2 separate regions of the Mus musculus genome follow, and region 1 is linked to region 2. Evidence: chromatin loops called from intact Hi-C (ENCODE). Cell type or tissue: left cerebral cortex. All regions are shown on one strand. Each heading gives the region's core, and the rest is flanking DNA. Links, peaks and the distances in the headings are about the cores only.

Evidence for each region. A loop is a pair of places that touch in the nucleus more often than their neighbours do. Peaks named below come from ENCODE experiments on the same cell type or tissue, not always from the same donor. Only the 100,000 strongest peaks of a DNase experiment are listed, where the experiment ranks them.
Region 1: a loop joins it to region 2, with 2.2 times the contacts of the local background. A loop is called at or near these places in 4 of 42 quality-filtered maps.

The regions. Positions count from the first base shown.
Region 1 is chr14:17,657,643-17,660,446 of GRCm38, forward strand. LOC115488350 reads right to left here. Exons shown (of 3, transcript XM_030248233.1): 2 at 2,622-2,804; 3 at 2,274-2,289. The coding sequence ends at 2,646. It also overlaps a transcript of Thrb not described here. Among named protein-coding and RNA genes, the nearest start is that of Thrb, 1.9 kb to the right of the region's middle. In left cerebral cortex, for the core only: a CTCF peak has its summit at 1,525 (motif pointing right); DNase peaks (open chromatin) are centred at 1,053, 1,596, 2,197 and 2,595; H3K4me3 peaks cover 1,197 bases; H3K27ac peaks cover 1,574 bases.
Region 2 is chr14:17,723,491-17,726,294 of GRCm38, forward strand. All of the region lies in intron 1 of Thrb (thyroid hormone receptor beta), which reads left to right. Among named protein-coding and RNA genes, the nearest start is that of Thrb, 64 kb to the left of the region's middle. In left cerebral cortex, for the core only: no CTCF peak of the experiment used is centred there; a DNase peak (open chromatin) is centred at 1,687.

The DNA of each region.
Region 1 (2,804 bases), core at 223-2,722, 66 kb before region 2:
GCATGTTCAGTCCTCCTTCCCTTGATGTTAATCCTTTAATACAGTATAATACCTATTTGCATAGCATTTAATCTAGAGGTGAGACACAGGTCAGAGAAGTTAAATGTTGGTTACATGCAAATACTATGCCATTTTACATATGGAGTTAAGTCACCTGCAGATCCCAATAGCTATGGAGGGACACTGGAATGGTACCCCAGAGACACTAAAAGATGACTTTGTGTCTTTCTCACTGCCACCCATTGGTTTTGAAACTGTCATCTTCCCTAAGTGGTCTGTCAAAGGCTGTGGGGGGTGGGGGGAGTTTACAATTTTAGGCCAGAATGCCTGGGACTTTCATATAATGAACGTAACGATTTAGATTCTCCAGGGCTAGGTCTCAGGGCAGAGCAGCAGGCTCCAGAGAAAGCTGTTTGGTTAATGAAATGATTTAATGTTCCACCCCCCTCAGGAAATCTGTCCACAACTCCACAAACCTTCAAGAACTTCCTGTGTCTGAGTTCTTAGAGGATGGCCCCACTCCACACCCAATCCCACATGGCATTCCTTGTCATAACTACCATCTTTGATAACTGGTCAATTCTAATTTGTGCTTTATTTCTCCCACTGGATTCTGATTCACAGGCGCAGTAGGTAGGGACAAAGTGTAGTCATATAAGAAAGCTAAAAAGATAAGCAGTGCTCACAAATGCAGGAATTAAGAGAGAATATTTTTAAAAACACATTTTACCATGTTCAATAAAGATCTATGGCCAGTTGCACTGTGACCCATGCATGCTCTTGTTGGGCTTCATGTTTCATACTCTTTCTTGCCTAATAGTTCTTTAGGAAACAAACAGATGGCTTTCTTCCTTGACTGGAATCATCAGTTTGAAATTCATAGACTGGTCAGGAGGATGGTGTAGGTGAACTGTGATCCTAGGTTCTGAAAATAAGCAACTGTGCATCACAAGCCAGCAAAGATGGCACCTGAGACCCTGTGCTCCCAGGTTAGGATATCTTTTGCTTTCCCAGGAGTTCTCATGACTCTGAGAATTCCCATGACACTGTGTTGTGTAACAGATTCTTATGGTAACCCCTTACCACCACCCCACCAGCTCTGCTCTCTCAATACCCATTCAAATAGAATCCTACCAAATTTCCTGTTGGAGCGTTGCGATTATATAACACTGTTACAACCAGTCTTGTAAGCCGTTTAATACTTTCACTGATTCTCATTTCATAACTTTCCAAGCAAAATGAAATCAGACAAAACCATCTGAACAAAGAAAAGTAATCTTTTGATGTTGTTGTTATAGTTCATTTTTAGTATGTGGTTTTCTTCAGAAAGAATTTAAGAAAAAACATAGCTCAGAATTATACTAGAAGTATAACGTCCAGGGATTCCGGGTTTCCCAGGGGCCTCTTGAATTCCCCTTTCTAACTTATTACAGAGCTGTTCACAAGTCTCCCCCCCCCCCCCCCCCCCCCCCGACCTGGGCCAAGCCAGGCTTTTCCTTGCAGCCACCAGGGGGCTGTCTGGTTAGGAACTGGGTAGGAGAAGCTGCAGCTTTCCTCCAAACCAACCAAAACCTCCCAAGGCAGCTTTGGAGCAAAGCCCAGGAACTCGCCTGCAAAACAACCTTCACTCTAGAGCCGGCAAGTTCTTAGTGAAGCTTCATTCCGGGTGAGGAATAAAACACGGATTTCTTACAAAGAATTCAAAGGGCAGCCGAGTCTGTGCTGGCCGCGGGGAAAGGCAACGTTCTAGCAGCTGCTTTCTCTCCTGAGTCCTGCTTCTGACTCGCCACAGTTGTTAATGCTGTGACAGGAGGTGTGTTGGCCTTTCTTCTTTTTCCTTTCCTGTGGACTGCCCAAATAACACCCCCGGGGGGGCCTTATCACCCGTGGGGAAATCTAGACAACTCTTTAAAATGATCTAGACATCATTCCCTTTTATACCGTGTTACAAGAGTATGTTGAAGAAAGATTTTTCAAGGTATTTTTTTTTAACAGTGTTCATAAGAACATAATTGTATTCGGTCCTTAATCAAAGTAGTTTTGTCGCAATTGTTAACTTCCCATTGGCTGCGAGTTCTCTGAGCACTCTGCGTTTTTCCAATAAAACCTACCTCCAAGGCGTAGCTGGAAGACTGCCTGGGTCATCTGGAACAGCACACTGTCGCCCGCTGTTTTCTCCCAACCTGACCTTCGGAACTTGAGGTATGGACATTTCAGCGCTATGCTTGCAAGTGCAGAACCCTTCCAGGGTGGAGATTATTTTTGTCTTCTGGTTTTGTACTTATATTTCTAGGACAGAGGCGAAATAACGAGGTGTCCCTTTAAACCCTACTTGTAGAACCAACCCGGAACACACTCAGTGAGGTGTTGGGGGGGGGGGGCACTTCTCATTTAGGGCAAGCAAGGCATTGCCCATTGGTGTGGGGGAGCAGAGCGTCCAGAGCCACAGGAGGATCTGAGCGCCCCGTGTTTCCAAGCGCACCACAAGTGGTTTGGGGGCGGAAGGAGGAGCGCGGTGACACCTGCCGCGCCTGTCGGGCGACTCAGGAGGGTTGTGCCCCTGGAGATCCCCTCTATCTCCTGTCATTCATACCCTACCCCACCCCCTGTCACACTCCTACCTCTTCAACTAAAAGAATGATGGCTCAAATGGATCCTCCACGCTCCTGCAGTTGGGTGGGTGGACGCGTGTCCACCAGACCCGCAGCTACGTGACCCCGGGGGAGGGTGGCGCACAAGGCGCCGTTACCGCAGAGTCGTAGCGGGGGACATTTGCACATAAGCGGCAGGTGCGCAGGGCACTC
Region 2 (2,804 bases), core at 172-2,671:
CACATGTTCACACACACACATGCTCAAGTGTGCACACACACAGAGGAGGGGGAGAGACAGAGACAGAGATGACAGAAACAGACAGAGGACAGCGATAGACAGACAGAAAGACAGAGACATACAGTCAGAGGACAGAGACACACACAGAAACGGAAACCCTGCATTTACCCCCAGGTACTTGCTGGACAGATATCTGAAGTCAGAAGGATTTGGGAAGATGGACCTCAAGGCAACTTTGAAAATATGATGTTAAAAGCATTTCATAAAATAGTAAGACATAAAAAATATACTGGGGTGGGGGGAGAGCACAGGTTTAAAAGACTCAGAAACAATATAATTTTTTTCTGTAAAACAAATTATATCATAGTGTTAATATTACTACAGAATAATATTTGCATTATTAGTGAAACTGGAGTTAGTTTTATTCTTGTACTTTCTTATCAAAACACAAACTAACAATGTGTACACTTATAAATAAAATGTGTTTATTCTTTTCTAAAATTTTGCTACTAGATTTCCACAACCCCGTAAAAAAAACATTATTTTTTAAAAATAATTTTACAAGTAGGCAAAGAAGAGCTTTAGGTATAGGGACCTTGTATAGTCAGAAGGCTACAGAATGGAAGGTTTCAGGTGGTCTCATGGTGGGGCTGGCTGTGTGTGCTATGGCCTGAAGGTTGGTTATTTCTCTTCTGGCACCATCTTGAAACTCTTAGTTGATTTTGAATCAGTGGCCCTGAATCTCCATTTCTCGGGGATTGCACAAATGGGTTCTAGTTCTGGCTAACAATCAGAACCCTAAAAGCCAGAAGAGAGGGAAAGTGAGCCGACATTTGCTGAGACTTCCTATAAAACAGGTAGGTGTTCATGCCATTCATATGATTTACTGCTCAGTACAACCCTGTGATCCAGGTATACCACTTACCACATAAAGTGACACAATGGGGAAGACATAAGGAGGGGCCCTTGTGCTCTTTGATCCTCTCTAGTTTGCTCTGTGGTTAAGAAATGAATACAGGGTATTAAATTGAAGCAATTTTTCTATCTCTTATACTTCATACCAATCTGTATTGAAAGGTAAGTATTTAACAATAATGTAAAGTTTGATATCTGCCAAGGGAGCTCAGGGTAAAGCTGATCTCACAAATGACCCTAAAAGAGTTCACAAAAGATAAACTAATCGTGTCAAGGTTCTTAGTTCTGCACACGTTACTCCTACTTTTTTCTTGAGCCTTGGCTAAGGTTTTGGCTTCTTGAGTTTCAGTTATAAACCAGGAGACAAATATCTGACATCTGCAGCCAAAGGATTGCACCAGAATCAGATTCGCAGTCAGCCTGCTTTTATCACTCAGGAAAAAGCCTGGACTGGTTTTGCAATACTTCTTTTTTTAGCCTGTGTTTGTTTGTTTGTTTGTTTGTTTGTTTGTTTGTTTGATGTATGGGTGTTTTGGCTCTGTGTCTATCTGTGCACCACATGCATATAGTTGCTGTGGATTCCTTAGAACTGTAGTTGTAGAACATTGTGAGCTGTTAGGTGGGTGCTGGGACGTAAATCCGGATCCTCTGGAAGAACAACCATTGCTCTTTCCCACTGAGCTCTCACTGTAGCCACTGGATTTACATTTAGAAAAGAATTTTTAAGCAAGGGAGTGGAGAGACATACCCCATGTGTTGGAAGTTTTCACACCTGTTCATGGGTGTTAGTATCTGACTCCAGAATTCAGAAAGCTGGCTGGGCTGCTGAGAGCTGCCTAAAGCTAGAGAAGTGTACCATGCATGGGAGGAAACTGTAACTCACTCCATTGTCTCAGTATTTCTCAATGATGTTTTAACTCTTTTGTTTCCACCTTGATACCCTATGAGCAAGTCCTTCATGTTTGTGTCCTAACGATTGCTCTGATATTGATTAGAAATCCTTTCACAATTGTGGGACTTGACTCCATTGATGAAAATGCAACATTTGATAAATGCTGTCTGTCTTGGGTAGTACAAGTTGTCCTATGCCACCAATTTGCCAACCCCTAACATTGCCAATGAATAGTTCTTTGATCAGTGTGCCATTATTGTGAGTGTTGAATTTGTTGTACCTGTGAAAGGAGGAAATGACAATTCCAGAAATTTGTTAAGCCTTGGCTAGAGAATGAGGCAAAGCTTTGTGGTACACCAGTTTCCCGCTTTGTTTGTTCTCTAGTGCTGGAAACAATAGCAAAGGAATAAAAAAGAAGCAGAAAACTTGCTGGATATCTTAGAGAACCATCATACCTGTGAGGGAAATATGGCTCTCCTCTTGATTTCTCTGTGCAGTCTTTCATTTAGAATCTCTTCCTATGCCAGTTACAGCCCAAGTCCTTGTCCTACTCATTTAAAACTTTGTTGGAGGCAAAAGTCCAATAATCTTCATTTTCAGAAGGGGTGTGTGTATGTGTGTGTGTGTGTGTGTGTGTGTGTGTGTGTGTGTGTGTGTGTTGTGTTTATGTGTGTGGTGTATGTGTTTGTGGTGTGTGTGTGTGTGGTGTGTTTGTATGTGTTTTGTGTGTGTGTTTTGTGGTATGTGTGTGTAATTTGAAGTGCAACAACCATTGCATAATATATTTAATGTGAAATTTACATCTTCAAATTGGCAATGTTTTCATTGAGCTTATGATTTCAGAAATGATTTCCACTTTTCAATGGTGCCAAAATTTAGTAAAAAAAAAAAAATCATAAGACATGAAACACTTGAGTAAACAGATTCTTCTGTGTTAAGAATGGAGAGCAAATATATCACATGGGCTAAATACAAACATGTTTTAAAACATGTGCTT